Regions from separate parts of the Homo sapiens genome. Here region 1 is linked to region 2. A link is an interaction called in ENCODE POLR2A ChIA-PET data of the cell type or tissue named here. Cell type or tissue: GM12878. All regions are shown on one strand. Links, peaks and the distances in the headings refer to the core of each region. The heading gives the core; the rest is flanking DNA. Region 1 overlaps ZNF782 (zinc finger protein 782). Region 2 overlaps HSD17B3 (hydroxysteroid 17-beta dehydrogenase 3).

What was found. ChIA-PET counts read pairs that join two places held together with the same protein. Peaks named below come from ENCODE experiments on the same cell type or tissue, not always from the same donor. Only the 100,000 strongest peaks of a DNase experiment are listed, where the experiment ranks them.
Region 1: POLR2A ChIA-PET joins it to region 2 with 6 read pairs; 2 of 35 experiments call an interaction of 5 or more read pairs at or near these places.

The regions. Positions count from the first base shown.
Region 1 is chr9:96,833,554-96,844,741 of GRCh38, reverse strand. All of the region lies in intron 4 of ZNF782 (zinc finger protein 782), which reads left to right. Among named protein-coding and RNA genes, the nearest start is that of ZNF782, 15 kb to the left of the region's middle. In GM12878, for the core only: no CTCF peak of the experiment used is centred there; no DNase peak of the experiment used is centred there.
Region 2 is chr9:96,236,605-96,245,580 of GRCh38, reverse strand. HSD17B3 (hydroxysteroid 17-beta dehydrogenase 3) reads left to right here. Exons shown (of 11, transcript NM_000197.2): 8 at 155-236; 9 at 1,187-1,252; 10 at 4,674-4,823. SLC35D2-HSD17B3 (SLC35D2-HSD17B3 readthrough) reads left to right here. Exons shown (of 26, transcript NR_182427.1): 23 at 155-236; 24 at 1,187-1,252; 25 at 4,674-4,823. Among named protein-coding and RNA genes, the nearest start is that of HSD17B3-AS1, 5.4 kb to the left of the region's middle. In GM12878, for the core only: no CTCF peak of the experiment used is centred there; a DNase peak (open chromatin) is centred at 4,050.

The sequences.
Region 1 (11,188 bases), core at 4,746-7,245, 600 kb before region 2:
AACAGAAAATAAAATTCAGCACCTTTCAGTGTACAAATCAATGAGTTTTGAAAAATGTATACATTGATTACCACAATCCAAATCATGGTTTGGAATATTTTTATCACCCCCCAGAAGATTCTTTGTAGCCCTTTGCAGTGAGTCCCCTCCCTCCATCCCTTCCTCCACAACCCCTGGCAACTACTAGTCTGCTTTCTATTGCAATAATTTTGCCTTTTCTCAAATTTCATATAAATGGAATCATAAATTATATACTCCCTTTTGTCTGGCTTTTCTTTAGTATAATGCTTTTGAAACTCATGCACATGTGTGTATAAGTGGTTAATTATTTTATCCTAAGTAGTGCCGCTTTGTGGGTATATACTGCAATTTATTATCCTTTATCAGTTGGTCAACATACGGAATTTTTTCCCAGTTGGTGCTTTTCTGAGTAAAGCTGCTATGAACTTTCACATACAAGTCTTTGTGTCAACATATGTTTTCATTTCTCTTGTATAAGTACCTAGGAGTGAGCTTGCCAGGTCTTTGGTAAGTTTATCTGTCTGTAACTTTATGAGAAACTGCCAAATGTTTTCAAACTGGCTCCACAGTTTTTCATTTTCATGAACAGTGTCTGTGAGTTCTCATTACTCTTTGGTTACCATTATTTGGAAAATTTTGCTGTTTTTAACAGTTCTAGTTGGGTTTTAATTTGCATTTTCCTGATGACTAACAACATTGAACCTCTTTTTATGTGCTTTTTAGCGATTCATAAATCTTCTTTAAGTGACCAGTCAAATCTTTAGCTCATTTTTGTTTCGTTTAGTTTTTAGTATTTTTGTTTGTTTAGTTGAAGAAGTTCAGACCTTTATTAGATATATGTTTTACAGACTTTTTCTTGCCATCTCTTGCTTCTCTTTTTAAAGAGAAAATGTTTTCAGTTTTTGATTTTTTGCATATATTTTAAGAAACCTTTTTTATATTGAAATAATTATAGATTTATGGGAATTAGCAAAAATTGTGTCCTCACTTTAGCTTACCCCAAAGGTTACATGTTTTATAACTATAATACACTATCAACACCAGTAAATAGACACTGGTACAATGTGTGTGAATAGCTCTGTGCCATTTTATCACATGTGGAGATTGATGTAACCACCACAGTTACAATTCAGAACTGCTCTATCACCACAAAGATCTCTTTGGTGCTACTCATTCATAGTCACACCCATGCTGTCTCTCACATTGTTCCTGATCTCTGCTGACTACTAATCTGCTAGCTCTATAATTTTGTCATTTTGAGACTGTTATATAAGTGGAATCATACAGTATTTGACGTGTTGAGACTGGCTTTTTCACTCAGCGTAATGCTCTTGAGATCCAAGTTGTAGTGTATCCGTAGTTCATTCCTTTTATAGCTACGTAGTATTTCACTGTATGAATATCATTGTTTAGCCATTCACCTATTAAAGGACATTTTGGTTGTTTCCATTTTGGGGCTATTATAAAGTTGATGTGAACATTCATGTTCAGATTTTTTGTGAACATAAGTTTTTCTGGGATAAGTGCCATGGAGTGTGATTGTTGGATTGTATGGTAAGTTATGTTTTATTCTTTAAGAAAGTGCCAAACTATTTCCCAGAGTTGCTGTACCATTTTGCATTTCCACCAGCAATGTATGAGGGATCCAGTTATTCCCTATCCTTTCTGGTACTAGGCATTGTTGCTATTTTATGTATTAGTCGTTGAACAGGTGTATAGCAATATCTCATAGTGATCCTAATTTGCATTTCCCTAATGGCTACTGATAATCAAATATCTTTTCATGTGTTCACATGCCATCTGTGTATCCTTAGTAAAATGTCTGTTCATGGCTTTTGTCCATTTTTTAATTGGAAGTTTGTGTGTTTTACCATTGACTTTTGAGAATTTAGATAGTCTAGATATGAGTTTCTTTGTCAGATGTGTGGTTTGCACATTTTTATACCAGTCTGTAACTTGTCTTTTCATCCTCTTCATGGGGTGTTTTGTAGAGCATAAGTTTTTAATTTTGATGAAGTCCAGTTTATCAGTTTTGTAAAAATGTTGTCCTATCTAAGAACTCTTCACTAAGTCTTTGGACCAAAGGTTTTCTCCTATTTTTAAAAATTGTGTAATATATTTTACATTTTAATTATGGTACATTTTGAGTAAATTTTTGTATAGGGCATGAAGTGTAAGTTGAGATCTTTTTTTGTTTGTTTTTGCCTATGGATATCCATTTGCTCCATGCAACACCATTACCCTTCATTGAATAGCTTTTTCACCTGTGTCAAAAATCAGTTGGCTGTACTTGTATGAGACTATTATATTCCCACATTATATTTCTTTTTCAATATTGTTTTAACTATTCTAGTTACTTCACCTTTGCATATACATATTGTAATAATATCATTATGTTAAAATCTTACTGGGTGTTTGATAGGAATTAAAGCTATAAATTATCAATTTTGTGACAGTTAACATCTTTACTGTTTTGAGTCTTGAGGCTTATAATCCATAAACACAATATATTTCTCCATTTACTTAGATCTTGATTTCTTGCTTCAGTGTTTTGTGATTTTCAGTATAAAAGTCCTGTACATGTTATATTTATACCTCAGTATTTCATTTGGTTGAGTAATTGTTAATGGCATTGTGTTTTAAATTTCTGTTTGCTTACAAAGGTTGCTAGTTTATAGAAATGTAATTGATTTTTGTATGTTTGTTCTTTTATGCTGAGATCTTGCTGAACTTTCTAGGGAGGCTTTTTGTAGATTCCTTGGCATTTTTTAACATAAGCTATCATGTCATATATGTATAGGGTCAGTTTACTACTTTCCTTTCTAATCTGTATGCTTTTTATTTCCTTTTCTTGTTGTATTACACTGGATAGGACTTCTAGTACTGTGTAGAATAAGAGTGGTAAGAGTAGTCATCCTTGCCTTGTTCCCAACCTTAAGGGGAAAACATCTAGTCTTTCACCAAATGATCTTTTGTAGATATTCTTCATCAAATGGTGGAACTTCTTCTGTATTCCTAGTTTTCTGAGAATATTGATTATGAATGGATATTGAATCTTGTCAAATACTTTTTATGTATATACTGCTGTGATTACATGGTTTTTCTTCATTACTCCATTAATGTAATAGACTTTGTTGACTAGTTTTCAAATATTGAACCAGCCTTATATACTTGGAATAAACCTTACTTGGTAATGTCATAGAATTCTTTTTATTTATTGTTTGATTCTATTTGCTAATATTTTGTTAAGTAGTTTTGCATTTATGAGAGAAATTGGTCTGTAGTTTTGTACTGCCTTTGTCTGGTTTTCATATCAGCATAAGTCTGGCCTCATAAAATTAGTTGGAAAGTGTTCCTTCCAATTTTCTGGAAGAGGTTGTATAGAAGTGGTGTTTATTCTTCATTAAATGTTTGATAGAGTTATCTAGTGAAACCATCTGGGCCTAGAGACTTCTTTTTGGGAAGTTTTACAAATCAATTTATTTAAGTCATATATATGGATATTCAAATTATTTCTATTAGGTGAATTGTGGTATTTTTGCTTTTCTAACAATGAGTCCATTTTATCTCAGTTGTCACATTCATATGTGTAAAGATGTTCAGACCATTCCATTATTATCATTTTGATGTCTTCAGGATCTGTATTTATAGACCTGTTTTATTCTTTATATTGGTCATTTCTGTCTTCTTGCTCTTTTATTTTTTTGTTCACTCTTCCTACAGGTTTTACAAGGTTACTGCTCTTTTCAGCCAACCAGCTTTTTCTCTCATTGATCTTTCTCTTTTGTTTTTTTGGTTTTAATTTAGTTGATTTCTACTCTTAACTTTTTACTTTTGCTTCTGTTAGGATTATTGTGCTCTTTGTCTAGCTTTTTAATGTGAGATCATGCACTATTAATTTGAGACTTTTTCTCTTTTCTAACGTACACATTTAGTGCCATAAAAAATTCAGCACTGCTTTAGCTGCAACATGCAAATTGCATATCGGGTTACTAAGACGTGTCTCTTATTTATGTCTAGAAGACATATTTCTTCTTTGATTGAACACTCATTCATATAGTATGAGACTGTATGAAGAAATGCAATTAAAACTTAACAACTGTTTAATTAATATCCACTTTTTGATAGACACCAGTGCAGTTCTCAAGTTATTCAATAGCACAGCCTTAATTTTCATAGGGTGATTTGAAGAGTTTCTGAGGTTAAGAAAACCTTTCTGTTAAAAAAAATTGTAATTTTTTTGAAGCTGGGTGAAGGATACATGAGGGGAGGGGTTCACTGAACTCTCTTTTTTACTTTTTCAAAGAAAATTTTCAAATTCAAAGGAAAAGATAAGTGTTGCTTGAGAAAAACTCTAAGGATGTCTAGGAATAAGCTAAATAAGGAAATATAAACACTCCAAGCAGAGAAAAGAACAAGCACAAAGACCCCTAGTAGAAGAAAAGATAGTGAGTACAGAGACCTGAAAAAGAACCAGTACACCTGGAACAAAGAAAGCAAGAAGGAATATGGTACAAGATGTGGAAGTGGACCAAGTGAATATATATTATTGAGGCCATATTCTGGGTTTAAAGCAATAAGTAGTCATTGAGGGCTTTAAATAAAATAGTAATCAACCATATCTGCTAAGAAATGTAATTTTTTGGCACTAAAAGAAATTACAGGTGCATTAATTTTTACTCAGCAACATATACAGTACTCAGCAACAATACCTGCATAAACACAAAATGATATATACACAAGGTTATTCATTGCAGCATTGTTTGTAAGAGCAATAGAATATCAACAACCCAAATGTACATCATTGACTAATTGGCTAAAAGTGTGTTACTTCTACACACAAATGAAGACTATGCAACTATAAAATGGACAAGAGCCTGTATACAAATAAGGAGTGATACTCAGTAAATATTAAGTCAAAAGAAGCAGTAGAATGGTGTGCATAGGAAGCCATCTTTGAGTAAGGAAAGAGAGAAGAATATACGTAACTGTTGATATTTGCAAAAATGAAACACTGGGAGAAAAATCAGAAAGTAATAAAATTTAGCAGGTGGGGGGGGTGAGTGATTAGAGCAGGAATGGAAGTGAGACTTTTAATATACCTTTTTATACAATTTGGATTTTTGAACTACATACGTTTTGCATATTGAAAGATTACACTAAATTTAAAAGGTAGTTCTTAAATGTGAAAGTTTTAGAGACTGATGGTTCCAGATAAGATTGATTACAGATACTTCTTCCTGTTCCTCCCTTTAAGTACAGCTAAAACCACTAGACATTATATACAAAACACATAAGAAGACTTTGAACAGTGAGAGAAGGACACAGACAAGCTAGGGACATTGGAACCCAAGAAATGACACCTCTTTCTCAGTTTTATTTTTGCCTAATGTATCAGCCTGAAACACCAATTGGTACAGACAAAAAAAAAAAAAAAAAAAAAGTCCCAAGTAAAGCCTGCTTCCTCTAGACAAAAGAACAGGAAAGCAACCACCCAGAAAGACAGAAAATTTTAGACAACTGCCCTACCCTAGCTAAACACTATGGAAAAAAACTGCAGCTCTCTTCCATCACCAAAAACTGACTTCCACCCTGGTTCTAGAGTATCAGAGTACTCCTCTAGCTCTCTAATGGGGTGATTTCAGATGAGGCCTAGTGGTAAGCCAGGACTCTTCCTACCAACTGACAGTAAAAAGTTGCCTGGATAGGCCAGGCGCTGTGGCTCACGACTGTAATCCCAGCACTTTGGGAGGCCGAGGTAGGTGGATCACGAGGTCAGGAGTTCAAGACCAGCCTGGCCAACATGGTGAAACCCCATCTCTACTAAAAATACAAAAATTAGCCAGGCGTGGTGGTGGGTGCCTGTAATTCCAGCTACTTGGGAGGCTGAGGCAGGAGAATCACTTGAACCCCGGAGACGGAGGTTGCAGTGAGCCAAGATCACTCCACTGCACTCCAGCCTGGGCAACAAGAGCAAGACTCTGTCTCAAAAAAAAAAAAAAAGAAAAGAAAAATACATCAGGCTAACACTAATCAAAATTGAAATAACTATTAATTTCAGACAAAGCAGACTTCACAACATGGAAGATCATCAAGGATGGAAGAATATTACATAGTAATAAATGGCTCAATTCTCTAAGAAAACATAACAGCCCTAGACATTTATGCAGTTAAAAACAGCTTCAAATTATATGAGGTAAAAAACTGATAGAACTAAAAAGAGAAATACACAAATCTACAATTAAAATAGGGAGATTTAAACACCGCTCTGTCAGTATTGGTAGATCAAGCAGGCAGAAAATTGCTGAGGATATAAATGACCTGAACAGCAGTGTCAGCCAACTTGGATCTACTGACATTTTTAGACTACAGCAATAGAAAAATATACATTCTTCTCAAGTGCATGTAAAACATTCATCCAAAGAGACATTCTAGGCCATAAAGCACACTTTAACAAATGAAAAAGTACAGAAATCATAAAAAGTGTGCTTTCAAACCATACCAGAAATCAAATACAGAAAGATAGCAGGAGCATTTCCAAATATTTGGAAATAACCAACACACTTGTCAACACATGAGTCAAAGAAAAATTCTCAGTATAATTTTTTGAAAACGAAAGTACAAGAAATTTGTGAAATGCAGCTAAAGCAATAATCAGAGGTTAATTTAAGTGTTAAGTGCACATAAAAGAAAAAGGCAGGGCACAGAGGCTAACACCTATAATCCCAACACTTTGAAAGGCCAAGGTGGACGGATCACTTGAACCCAGGAGCTCAAGACCAACCTGGGCAACATAGGGAGATTCTGTCTCTACAAAAAAATATAAAAATGAGCCAGGCATCATGGTGGCATGTGCCAGTAGTTCCAGCTACGTGAAAATGAATAACAGAAGGAAGACTAGAAATGTTACAAATATGTGAAAAATTAACAAACTCTTTAACTACCAAGGGGTCAAAAAATCATAAGACAAATTAGAAAATACCTTGAGAGAGATGAAAATACAACATAGCGTACCTTCTGGATGCAGTAAAACCAACAATAAGATGGAAATGTATAGCTATAAACGCATACATTAAGGAAGAAGAAAGATCTCAAATAATAACCTAACTTCACGTCTTAAGAAACTAAAGAAAGAGCAAACTAAACCTAAACCTAGCAAAAGGAAACAATAGTAGAGATTAGAAGAGAGATAATGAAAGAATAGAAAAACAATAGAGAAAATCAATGAAACCAAAGTTCTTTTTTAAAAAACCAACAAAATTGATAAACTTTTAACTAGATCAGTTCAGAAAAAAAGGGAAGACTCAAATTACTAAACTCAGAAATGAAAATGGGGACAGTATTAGCAATTCTACAGAAATAAAACTGATTATAAAGGAATGCTGTGAACAACAAATTAACCTAAATGAAAGAGACAAATTACTTGAAGTACATAATCTACCAAAACTGAATCATGAAGAGATAGAAAGCTCAAATAGACCTGTAAGTAGTGTCTAGTACCATTCACCAAGTAAAGGAACCAAGATTCCTTGGGAAAATGGTTGATTCTAAGGGCTAGGCGAGAAATGTACAAGATGAGTGTGGGGCATCTTGTAGAACCAGAAAGTAAGGAAATTGCTCAAAAAACAAAACTATGGGAGTGTCTCAGTCCAGTTTGTGTTGCTAGAACAGAATACCTGAGACTGGGTAATTTATAAAGAAAAGTTTGTTTCGCTCACAATTCTGGTGGCTGGAAAATCCAGGATTGGGCAGCTGCATCTAATGAGGGCATCATACTGCTTCAACTTATGGTGGGAAGTGGAAGGGGAGGGGCCATGTGCAAAGAGATCACATGGCAAAAGAGGAAGCAAGAGAGAAACCAGGCTCTTTAACAACCCGTTCTCACAAGAAATAATCTATTCCTATGAGAGTGAGAACTCAACCCTTTGGGAGGGCATTAATCTGTTCATGAGGGATCTACTCCCATGACCCAAACATCTCCCACTAAGCCCCACCTCCCAACACTGCTACATTGGGGATCAAATTTCACCTTGAGTTTTTGCAGGGATGAACCACACCCAAACCATACCATTCTGCCCCTAGCTCCCCAAAACTCATGTCCTTCTCATATACAAAATATAATATTCCATCCCACTAGTCCCAAAAGCCTTAAGTTTTTCTAGCACCACCTTAAAAGTCCAAAGTCCAGCTACAAGCCTGTAAAATCAAAAATAAGTTATTGGGCAGGCATGGTGGCTCACACCTATAATCCCAGCACTTTGGGAGGCCAAGGTGGGTGGATCACCTGAGGTCAGGAGTTCAAGACCAACATAGTGAAACCCCGTCTCTACTAAAAATACAAAAATTAGCCAGATGTGGCATGCGCCTATAGTCTCAGCTACGCGGGAGGCTGAGGCAGGAGAAGCGCTTGAATCCGGGAGGTGGAGATTGCAGTGAGCTGAGATCAGACCATTGCACTCCAGCCTGGGCAACAGAGCAAGACTTGGTCTCAAAAAAAAAAAAAAAAAAGTTTTTTACTTCCAAGATACAATGGTGGAATAGGCATAAGGTCTGAAACCCAGCAGGGCAGACATTAAATTTGAAAGCTCCAGAATAGTCTCCTTTGACTCCATGTCCCACATCCTCAGCACACTGGTGTGAGGAGTAGCCTTCCAAGCCCTTGGATAGCTCCACTCTCATGGCTTCTCTCTGCCCAGCTTACATTGCTGCTCTCACAGGCTGAAGGCAAATGCCTGCAGCTTTTCAAGACTGAGATTGCATGCTACTGGTGGCTCTACAATTTTGGGGTCCTAGCAGTGGCCCTAATCCTGAAGCTCCACTAGGCATTGCCTTAGTGGAGACTCTGCAGTAGACCTAACCCAAATTTTTGCTTGGCCTTGCCCTAGCAGAGGGTCTCTGCAGTGGCTCTGCCCCTGCAACAAGTCTCTGCCTGGGCCTATAGGGTTTTTCATACATACGTTGAAATCTCAGTGGAGTAACACACACCTCCATGGCTCTAGCATTCTGCAAGCCTGCAAAATTAACACTACACGGACCCCAAGGCTTACTGCTCATGCCCTCTAGACATAAGCCAGGGGATGTAAGGCTTATGCAGCACAAGCCTTACTGGAGCCACTTGACCCCATGGCTGTTTCAGCTGAAGCAGCTAGGATGCAGGAAGCTGTGTCTCAAGGTGTCCCAAGTGCAGCAGCCTGGCCCTTTCCCCTGAAACTATTCTGCCTTCTTAGGCTTCTGGGCCTGGAATGGGAGAAGCAACTTGAAGATATTCAAAATGACTTCAGGGTCTTTTTCCCATTGTTTTGACCTTTTGCTTATTCTAATCTCTTTAGCAAGCAGTTGCTCAGCCACATCAATGGATATCTTTTCTAAAAATTCTCCTTCATTCTCTTCCACACGGCCAGGCTGCAAATTTTCCAAATCCTTCTACTTTGCTTCCTTTTAAATTATAAATTCCATCTTTAGATTATCCCTTTGCTAGTATAACTCCAGCATAAGCTGTTAAAAGTAACCATGCCACTTCTTGAGCACTTTGCTGCCTAGAAGGTTCTTCCACCAGTTATACTAGTTCACCACTCTTAAGTTCTGCCTTCCATAAAGCCCTGAGGCATGGAGACAATACAGCCACCTTCTTTGCTACTGTGTAAAAAGGATGGCCTTTTTTCCAGTTCCTAATAATGCTTCCTCATTTCCATCTGAGATCTTAGCAGAATGGTCTCTACTGTCATATTTCTAGCAGCATTTTGTTCACAACCATTTAACCAATTTGTAAGAAGTCTGAAAGTTTCCTTTGTTTTCCTGTCTTCATCTGAGCCTCAGTAGAATCACCCTTAACGCTCCATTCATGGCAATACTGGCCTGCCCCTCCAAATTTTTCCAGCCACTACCCATTACCCAGTTCCAAAGCTACTTCCGCATTTTCAGGTGTTTGTAAAGCAACAACCCACTCCTTGGTACCAATTTTCTCTCTTAGTCTGTTTTGTGTTGCCGTAACATAACAAGTGAGACTAGGTGATTTTTAAAGAAAAAACATTTATTTAGCTCACAATTCTGGTGGCTGGGAAGTCCCAAATTGGACAGCTTCATCGGGTGAGGACGTCATGCTGCTTCAACTCATGGCAGAAAGTGGAAGGGGAGCAAGCATGTGCAAAGAAATTGCATGGAAGCAAGAGTGTGAAACTGAGGAATCTCTAAATAACTCACTGTCACAGGAACTAGTACATTCCTGTGAGAGCAAGAACTCACGCCCATTGAATGGTGTATTAGTCCATTCTTATGCTGCTATGAAGAAATACCTGAGACTGGGTAATATATAAAGGAAAGAAGTTTAATTGACTCACAGTTTCACATAGTTGGGGAGGCCTTAGGAAACTTGCAATTATAGTGGAAGGCACCTCTTCACAGGGCAGCAGGAGAGAGAATGAGTGCCCAGTGAAGGGGGAAGCCCATTATAAAACCATCAGCTCACGTGAGAACTAACTCACTATCACGAGAATAGGATGGGGGAAACCGTCCCTATGATTCAGTTTTCTCCACCTGGTCCGTCCCATGACGTGGGGATTATGGGAACTACAATTCAAGATGAGATTTGGGTGGGGACACAGCCAAACCATGTCAGAGGGCATTAATCTTTTCATGAGGGATCCAGCCCCGTGACCGAACACCTCCCACTATGCCCCACCTCTCAACACTGCATTAAGGATCAAATTTTAACATGTATTTTGATGGGGACAAACCATACCCAAACCATAGCAGGGGATACGTCAAAGAACAGGGGAGCCAACTGAAAGATCTCCCAGTAGCCAAAATTGCAACAGTTTGAGTAATAAAATAAACAACATAGTATTGGTTCATAACCCAAAGTATGAAAAACTCGTGAGTCCATATTGATATAAATAATTGAATAAATAAGAGAGAATAGAAAATCTCCCAAATAGAAAAATTCCTAATAATTTATGTAGTTACTCCTCTTCAAGGAAGTGGAGCATAATTCTCCTCTGCTGTAGTGGACTGTGCCTGGTGACAGTCTTCTAAAAAGTATAGTATGCATACTGGAGAAAAGGAATAACTATAATGGAAAATCCTGGCATCCATTACCTCCACCAGGTGATCAAAGTTATCGTCAGTGATAAGTCTGTTGATGGCATATTCCCTTGATGAGATGTGATGA
Region 2 (8,976 bases), core at 2,746-5,245:
TCACTTACCATTCCTAGAAGCAGAGCCCCTAGCACTTGCGGAAGCCTAGAAAGGGTCGAGTCCGGCAGTGTTCACACGGGACCCTTTGTTTTCTTTGTACTCAAGGTCAGGTAGGGCAACAAAGCCATGGGAACTTTGCTTCTTTGCCTTTCAGGCAGAAAGGTCTCATCCTGAACATTTCTTCTGGGATAGCCCTGTTTCCTTGGCCTCTCTACTCCATGTACTCAGCTTCCAAGGTGAGTGATGTCATGACTTCCAAGTCTCTTCCTTCTTCCTCTTATTTCTCCCAGTTGGCAATTTCCTTTGATCATCTGGCAAGTTGATGGAAAGGTTTACCTGGAGATGCTCTCTTATGTGCAGGGCTGAGCTACTCACTGGGAAGTCCAAGAGAAAATTAGAATAAAGCACCTGCTCTGGGCACACGAAGCCCTGCGGTGCACAACTTGGCCAGCCTCCGGGGATGCCTGCCCCACTCACCTCCTCTGGGAGCCCTTGCCATCTTCCTGCTGACAAGTGACACTGTAGCTTCCTTCCAGACTGGGAGATCTAGCCTGGTGTCCCCATGCCCTAGTCATAAAAACAGCCTGAGGAGGAGGGGGCGCTGTACAAGGGAGGTTAATCTATGCAGGGGCCCTAGGGATGGATTTATCCCAAAACAGATTTTCCTGCTGAGTGGGAGGTCCTCTTCCCAGACCGGGGGATGAAGTGCTAACTCCCATCAAGGCAAGCTGGTTCATTTTTTCCCTTACCCTCTTTCTGCCCCACTCTCCAGCTTTATTAAGGCGTACTTGACAAATAAAAATTGTGTCTATTTATAGTATGCAAGGTGATATTTTAATATATGTATATGTTGTGAAACGATCAAGTCAAGCGAATTAACATATCCATGACCTCACATACTTACCGGTTTTTTTTTTGTGGTGAGGACCCCTGAGATCTACTTGCTTAGTAATTTTCAGGTATGTTGTCTATGATTGTTAGCTTTTGTCACCATGCTGTATAGTAGATCTCTAGAACATATTCACCCTGTGCAGCTGAAACTCCGTACCCTCCGTACCCAGAGCTCCCCACTCTATTTTAAGGTCTAGCAGGTAGTGTGTCTGCAGTGCCCCTTGAAGTCAGAGGAAGTTGGCTCTGACGAGGGAGCTCACTCTGGGGCCTCAGGTGTCTCTCCTTCTTGCTCCAGGCGTTTGTGTGCGCATTTTCCAAGGCCCTGCAAGAGGAATATAAAGCAAAAGAAGTCATCATCCAGGTGAGGTGGGCAGCTGTGGAGTCCTTGTCATCATCCAGGTGAGGTGGGCGGCTGTGAGTCCTTGAGAAGGGTTACTCTGGACCTCCCGTGGCTGGGGCCACTGCCTCCTGTGGGTCTGGCTGCTCATGTGTGGTCAACAGGAAGATGAGCTGGGGATGCCACGTGGGCTTTTGGGGCGCCTCAGTCCCACCTGCTGCTGTGGCTTCTGTTGCCCTCCCCCGTGCCCTGGGTGCTGGAGGAGGAAATAGGAGAGGGGAGTGGCTGCTCAGAAATGCTGTGGACCTTCTTGCTACCTGATGCTTCATCAGAGCAGACATTCGGGTTGGTTGTGGCTTTTCCTCTCTGACCCTGGTACAGAACACAGGCTTATGTGGGAGGAATTCTGGAGAAGAAGCAAACAAAACAAAACTGGGCACTTGATCCGAGTTTGAATGAGGGGAGGGGCTAGTCACCAGGGGAGGGGACCTTCTGTGATGGGCCACAGAGGTCCCCACACTCTGGTTCTCGAGCAGGTGAGGAGGAGGCACTCTGCTTCCCTTCCACAGGTCATCGTGGAGATGACCTGTCCTCACCTAGGCAGAGCTGGGCTGTCACTGCCTGCTGCAGGCTGAGCAATGTGATTCCTAAAGTGTCAGTGATTTATTTGTGCTTGGTTCAGCAACAGAGTTAGAGTTAGATAGTTTCTGGAACGTAGAATAAACAGAGTTTTTGTTTTGTTTTGTTATTGTTGTGTGGGAAGAAGTTTTACGATATACTATTAGAAATGGAGAAAGGCACACTCAAAATTATATCTTGGAAATTATTGCTGCGCACACTGATTTTCAATTAAAATATCCAGTGAGAGTATTTTAGGCAGCTGTTCCTATAAACTAACCAGCTACAGGGTAAAGCTTATTAAGTAGGCAGATATGAGTTAATGGTAGGAATTTGGCCAATAATATCATCTCTGAGCCATAGTGAGTGGTTGTAACAGCCTTGCCACCGGGTCACAGTCCCTTTCTCTGCCATGCAGAAGCCGTCTGACCCATCAGAGGGTCCTGCTTCCATGCTGGGGTCTCCGTGCTCCCACTCCCAGCTGAAGCTGGAGTTTCGCTTTTGTAATGCTGCAACTCTGTCTGGGCTAAGTTTGCTGCAGTAAAAAAATAACCCCTAAAATCTCAGTGGCTTAAAACAACAAAGTCCTATTTTGCATTCACGTGACACATCCACTGTGGGTTCACAGAAGACATTGGCTCACTGTGCTGACACAGGGCCCCAGGCTGACGGAGCAGCCGACATGCCAGAGGAAAAGGAGTGGGAAGTTCTAGTGGGTCCTGCTTTGACAATGAAATGCTCTGGCCCAGAGATGACACATGTCACCTCTGTTCATAAATCACTGGCCAACTCTGCTTGCATGGTCCTACACAGCCACAGGGGGCCAGGAAGTGCAATTCTATTATGCATGTGTCTGGAAGAAGAAGGAACCAAGAATCCTTGGTGATTTCTAAACATGAATGATCATCGCAGCCACCTGCTTCCTAGCCATGTGACCCTCAGCAGCATCTTGTCTTGATCCTTGGGGCACAGCTGCCGAGGTAGTGGGTACTATGGAGCAGGAGGGTCAGGAGGAGATGTGGGTGGGGAAATGGAGTCCCTTGTCCCTTCCCTGATGCAGAGAACTTGGAGGTGCTCTTCTAGCAAGGAGGAGAAAGTGAAAAGACTGTGATCTTTCAAAAACCAATTGGCCTCTCCGAACACACACTCAATAAATACTCGCTGAATGAATAAATACTCGCTGAATGCATGAAGAAGTATGTACTGTGGAGTTGGGTTTGAATTTCATCACAGCTCTACCACTTATCATCTGAGTGATCCTGGTCAGCTTGTTTAAACTCTGTGAGCCTCAGTTTTCCCATCCATAAAAAGGGGCTTATAATGCCTGCTTATATCTCTGGGTTATAGTAAAGATCTAACGAAGAAATAAGTACATATGTTTAAACAATATTTATTGAGCCCCTATTTTGTACATACAGGTGTTTTGTCAACCCAAAATCACTTAAGAATGAAAATACTTATCATTACTTCCCTATCTGGAAACTGTGGTGGAGAAAGCACACTCCTTATATTTCTCAAAGAGTAACACTTTGAGATCCTTGGAAGAAAAGTGTTATACAAATTAATCATGCTTTAATTTCCATAGGAACCTGCTCATTTGGATTAATTGATTCATAATTGGGTTCAATTATGAAATAATGTAATTCCAAATGTGATGTGAAGAAAAATAAAACCTAGAAAACTTTTGTGGATTTTTTTTTTTACTTTTTCTTTTCTTTCTTTTCTTTCTCTTTCTTTCTTTCTTTCTTTCTTTCTTTCTTTCTTTCTTTCTTTTTCTGTTCTTTTCTTTTTTTTTTTTTGACAGGGTTTCACTCTGATGTAGCCTAGGCTGGAGTGTAGTGGCACGATCTTGGCTCACTGTAACCTCTGCCTTCCAGGTTCAGTGGATCCTCCTGCCTCAGCCTCCTAAGTAGCTAGGACTACAGGCATGTGCCACCGTGCCTGACTAATTTTTCTATTTTTAATGGAGATGAGGTTTTGCCATGTTGCTCAGGCTGGTCTCGCACTCCTGGGCTCAAGCAATCGTCCTGCCTTGGCCTCCCAACATGCTGGGATTACAGGCATGAGTCACCATGCCAGCCTTTTTTCTTTCTAAAGATGCCAAACCCTTTGTTCTGGGAATAAGGTAATAAAACCCCATTATGAATCCCCATGCCAGGCCACAATGTGGTTAGCCCACAGGTGGAAACATGGTGTTGGGTTTTTAGGGCACAATGTGTGATTGTTTTTCTTACCACAACAGGAAGAGGTTATGAGGTATGTGCTACTCTTGGTTCCTAACTGAAGTGTGAAAGTGGGAATCCAGAGTGCTTTCAGTTGCTCCAACTTTGGTTATATGTATTAGAAACAAACTTCTGAGATAGAGTTGCCAGATTAAATACAGGACCTCCAGTTAAATTTGAATTTCAGATGCCTATGAATAGTTTTCAGTATAAGTATGTCCCATGCAATACTTGGGATACGATTGTGCTGAAGTGGTTTTCATTGTTTGTCTGAACTTCAAATTTAACTGGACATCCTGTATTTTTATTTGCTGTCTTGCAACTTGGTTCTGAGAGAGAGACCCGAGTTCTTCCCATTCACACTGTGTGTTGGGCAGGGCATTTGGGCCACTTGATGTTGGCTAGGTAGGTTCTCATCTTGAGAAACCAAATTTCTGATTCCCAGCTCTGTGCCGGTACTGTGCCTTTTTCCACTCAAGATCTTAAAACTTTGCCTAGGAAGAGAAGGGTCGGGAAATGGTGGGATGGGGGCTTGAGTGTTAATTTCTGAGTCTTCTTCCTGGGGTGGATTGCTTCTGTGCCATGGTCTTTGTTTCCCGTTGTAGGTGCTGACCCCATATGCTGTCTCGACTGCAATGACAAAGTATCTAAATACAAATGTGATAACCAAGACTGCTGATGAGTTTGTCAAAGAGTCATTGAATTATGTCACAATTGGAGGTGAAACCTGTGGCTGCCTTGCCCATGAAATCTTGGTAATTGATAACTTCTCCTTTTCTTGAAGCCAGGGAGGGAGGACACGCAGGTGGCCCTGGCAGGGCTGGGCTAGCTCTTCCTTGCTGCTGGAGCACTCATTGATGCGTTAATATAGCCAGGTACAAGGACTATGTGGCGAGGTGGAGAGAAGCCGGAGCCTGGGAGCTCAGCCACTAGATAACCCCGAAGTTGGCAAGTCTCATTCTTGGCTGCCTCCCTCCTCCCCTCAGAAAGTAAGGTGGCTCCCAGGAGCTGTTGGGCAGGGAAGACCAAGATATATGGCGCTTCCACGTGGGGGCTGCTGTCTTCTCTTGACCCTCTATTCCAGTCAATGTTTAGCTATCAGCCCTCCAGGCAAAAAAACAAAACAAGCACAAACCACTTTGATGTGTAGCATTTGACTTCCACGGTATAAATACTTCCAGCATGGCTGAGTTTAAGCCACGGACATGACGCTGTGTGCATGAATTGAGGAGTGCATGGTGCACAGAGGGCTCTTTTTTTAGTTTTCATTTTTATTTTACTTTAAGTTCCAGGATGCATGTGCAAAACGTGCAGGTTTGTTACATAGGTATACATGTGCCATGGTGGTTTGCTGCACCTATCAACCCGTCATCTAGGTTTTAAGCCCTGCTTGCACTAGGTATTTGTCCTAATGCTCTCTCTCCCCTTGCCCCCCACCCCCCGACAGGCCCCGGTGTGTGATGTTCCCCTCCCTGTGTCCATGTGTTCTCATTGTTCAACTCCCACTTATGAGTGAGAACATGTGGTGTTTGGTTTTCTGTGTCTGTGTTAGTTTGCTGAGAATGATCGCAGTGGGCTCTTATGAGTGAGTGCAAGCCAGCTCCAGCATGCCACAGATCCAGCATATGGCAGAAGAGGCTCTTACCACTCCTGGACTGCTTTTAAAAACAAACACAAACATGAAACAAAGGTAGACTTGAGTATTGCTCACTAATACTGAAGCAAACATAACATTGGCATAGCTCTGACTCCAGTCCCACCAAAGAAAGTTAGATGGGGTTTCCTCACTTACCCATCATCTGCCAATTTCCTCCTCTGTCTCATTGGCTTTTCTACTGCAGGAATTGGATCTCTCTCTGTCTTTCATGGATGGTAGAAGGATTCATGGCTCCATGCGCTAAAGTCTACCAAAGCATTCCTTTATCTGCTGGGACTTAAAGACTCTGGCAAGAGATATTGAACTTTCTCAATTACTTGCTATTTTTATGTAGAACCTCAACAATGTGCATAATCACCAATGTAACTCACACTACAAAGCAGACATGCAGAGAGGATATAAAGTCTTTATTTTTTCTGTTGCTGATCTGGTCTTTTTCCAGATCACCACTTGCTGCAGGAAAATTCATCGAATGTCCAATGAGTCTAAACTGAGTTTGATCTAGTCATCTCAACTGGCCATTTAGGAAATGTACTCTTAGTCTGTTATTTAGGGAGAAATGTTCATCCTTCCCTGGAGGCTCCCTTCTTCCTGCCCCTCTCACTAGGTGGCGCTGGGAGAGGATGCCCTGTGGTCCATGACGGTCCTTCCATGTGTGTGGGCTGGTGTCCTGGGTGGCTGTTCACCTTGCTGAAGTTTATGTCTGTCAAGGATGAGGGAGATGAACCTTTCTGTCCTTTTGACTTGGCCAGTGGATACCCTGATAAGGTCTCCCCAGCTACTGAGGGCAGCAGACTGCTGTACTCTGCCACATCCCCCTCCAGCTACAGGCCCAAGGTCCATCTGCAGCTTTGATCCACATAGACCTCTGGCTGCTATCTCTACATCAGCACCAACGTGGACCTGAAGGAAGCTGGAAAAACCAAATCTCAGCACCTGTCTCACCATGCTGAGATAATTTCCTGTGGTTGGACTGCAGAGGAGTGGGGGCCATGGCCCCTTCTTTGCCCTCAGTGCCACCCTTACTCATGAATCACACTTCTCCATCCTTCATGCGCCAGGCCTTATCCTTCAGCCCCCAGCCTAGGCCAGAGCTCACACCCGACAGAGGACACACTTCTGACCACGCCTTTCTCTTTCTCTCCTCCCACTTCCCACTATCTCCAGGAAAGAAAAATTACAGATCTTTTTTTTTTGAGATGGAGTCTCGCTGTTGCCCGGGCTGGAGTGCAGTGGTGCGATCTTGGCTCACTGCCGCCTCCACCTCCCAGGTTCCAGCGATTCTCCTGCCTCAGCCTTCTGAGTAGCTGGGATTACAGGTGCTCTCTGCCACAACTGGCTAATTTTTGTATTTTTAGTGGAGACAGGGTTTCACCATGTTGGCCAGGTTGGTCTCCAACTCTTGGCCTCAGGTGATCTGCCTGCCTTGACCTCCCAAAGTGCTGGGATTACAGGCGTGAGCCACCACACCCAGCCAAAACTACAGATTTCTTGTGCACTTTCTCGGTGTCACAGCTTAGCCCTCTCCAGTGGGGATGGCATCCCTTCCACCTTCAGGAGGACACTGTGACCTTAGTCCTCCAGGATGCTGATGGCTTAAACAGAACTCATCAGCATCTGAAAAATGTTTCCTTGTAGAAAAATAAACATTTTATTTTTATAAAAATGGAATAAAATTTTATTTTATCTTGACACAGGGTCAAAGTTGAATATTTTATTTAATTTTGACATAGCCATGTTGCCCAGGCTGGAGTGCAGTGCAGGATCACAACTCACCGCAGCCTCTTTGAACTCCTGGGCTCAAGATTTCCTCCCACCTCAGCCTCCGCAGTAGCTGGGACTATAGGCACATGCCACTACATCCAGCTAATGTTTTAATTTTTTTTTTGGTAGAGACTGGGGCTCACTTTGTTGCCCAGACTGGTCTTGAACTCCTGGGCTCCAGCTATCCTCCCGCTTTGGCCTCCCAAAGTGCTAGGATTACAGGTGTGAGCCACTGTGCCCGGCCTGAATATTTTCTTGACCTTTCCTTTTAATTTCTTAGATAACAGATTCTAATTTCTTCAGGCAAACAGTTGCCAAGAACAGACCAGGAAAAGGAGTTTTTGTGCCTGGTGAAATAGGAGAGAAAATAAATGAAAATACGTTAATCATTAAAGCCAATTTCGAGTTTGCCAGGATTTAGAAAGATCATTGTATCTAAAGAGAGAGGCAACCATGTATCATCAAATGGTAAATAAGCGACCCTTTTATTACCAAGAGGCCAGGCAAAGATAGCACGCCCTCCACCCACAGGGAGCATGGGGCTGGGACCGAGGCAGGAATGGAGCCCCTACCTACAGAGACCCTGTCGTGCTTGGAGGCTTCATGCATGTTGCCTCACTTAGTTGTCCTAATAATCTTGTGAGATAGGACTTAGAGTCACCCTTTTACAATGGAGGAAAACAAAGCTCAGAGCTGCAACAGCTGGCCCATGGCCACCCAGCTGGTAATGGTGAAGCTAGAATTTAAGTCTGCTTTTGTCTGGGGCCACAGCCTTTTCTGGCTCCTACATGGCCCTTCCAGGCTGGGAAGGGGTAGACAAAGATGGAGATGGAAGAGGGACTCTTTTAGGACTTTTTAAAGGGGGCTGGAATTGTAATTTATTTTGCTTATTTTCTTTATGGCTGACCTCACTATGGCAAAACATTTAGTTCAAGACAGAGCTACTGAAAGGGCTTGACTTTGCTGTGAGATAAGAAAGCTCGGAGAGAAAAATGAAGTTCTTGAGGAAGAAGTTGTGTTGATTCAGCGACGTGGCTAGTGGGAGGAGAGGTCAGCTTTGGCTCCCAGAAGCTGTCATTAGTCCCTTGTCTTCAAATATCTCAGAGGAATGCAGAGATCTGAGGATCTGAGCTGGCTGACAAAACATGAATAGCTCCCCTAAAAGCTCAAGTTTTCCTCTGGTTGGAATCCTGTTGTTCTGTAGGGAATAGGTGGATTGAGGCATGTTGGATTAATAAAGTTATGCTGTGAATCATTATGAAATGATTGCTTCTGGGGTCCTGGACCCCAGAACTGTGCAAGACACAGTTGCAATTTGGTGGCAAGGAATCTTTCAAGGCCCGTACCTACAGCCTGAAATACATTGAACTGAAGGCTTCCCCCTCTTTGAAAAGCAAGTGCTGCATGTTGATAATCTATACCTTTCTGTGACTGACTTCCATTCATCCAGGCTTCACGTATTTCCTTAGCGCCCACTATGCCTTGGA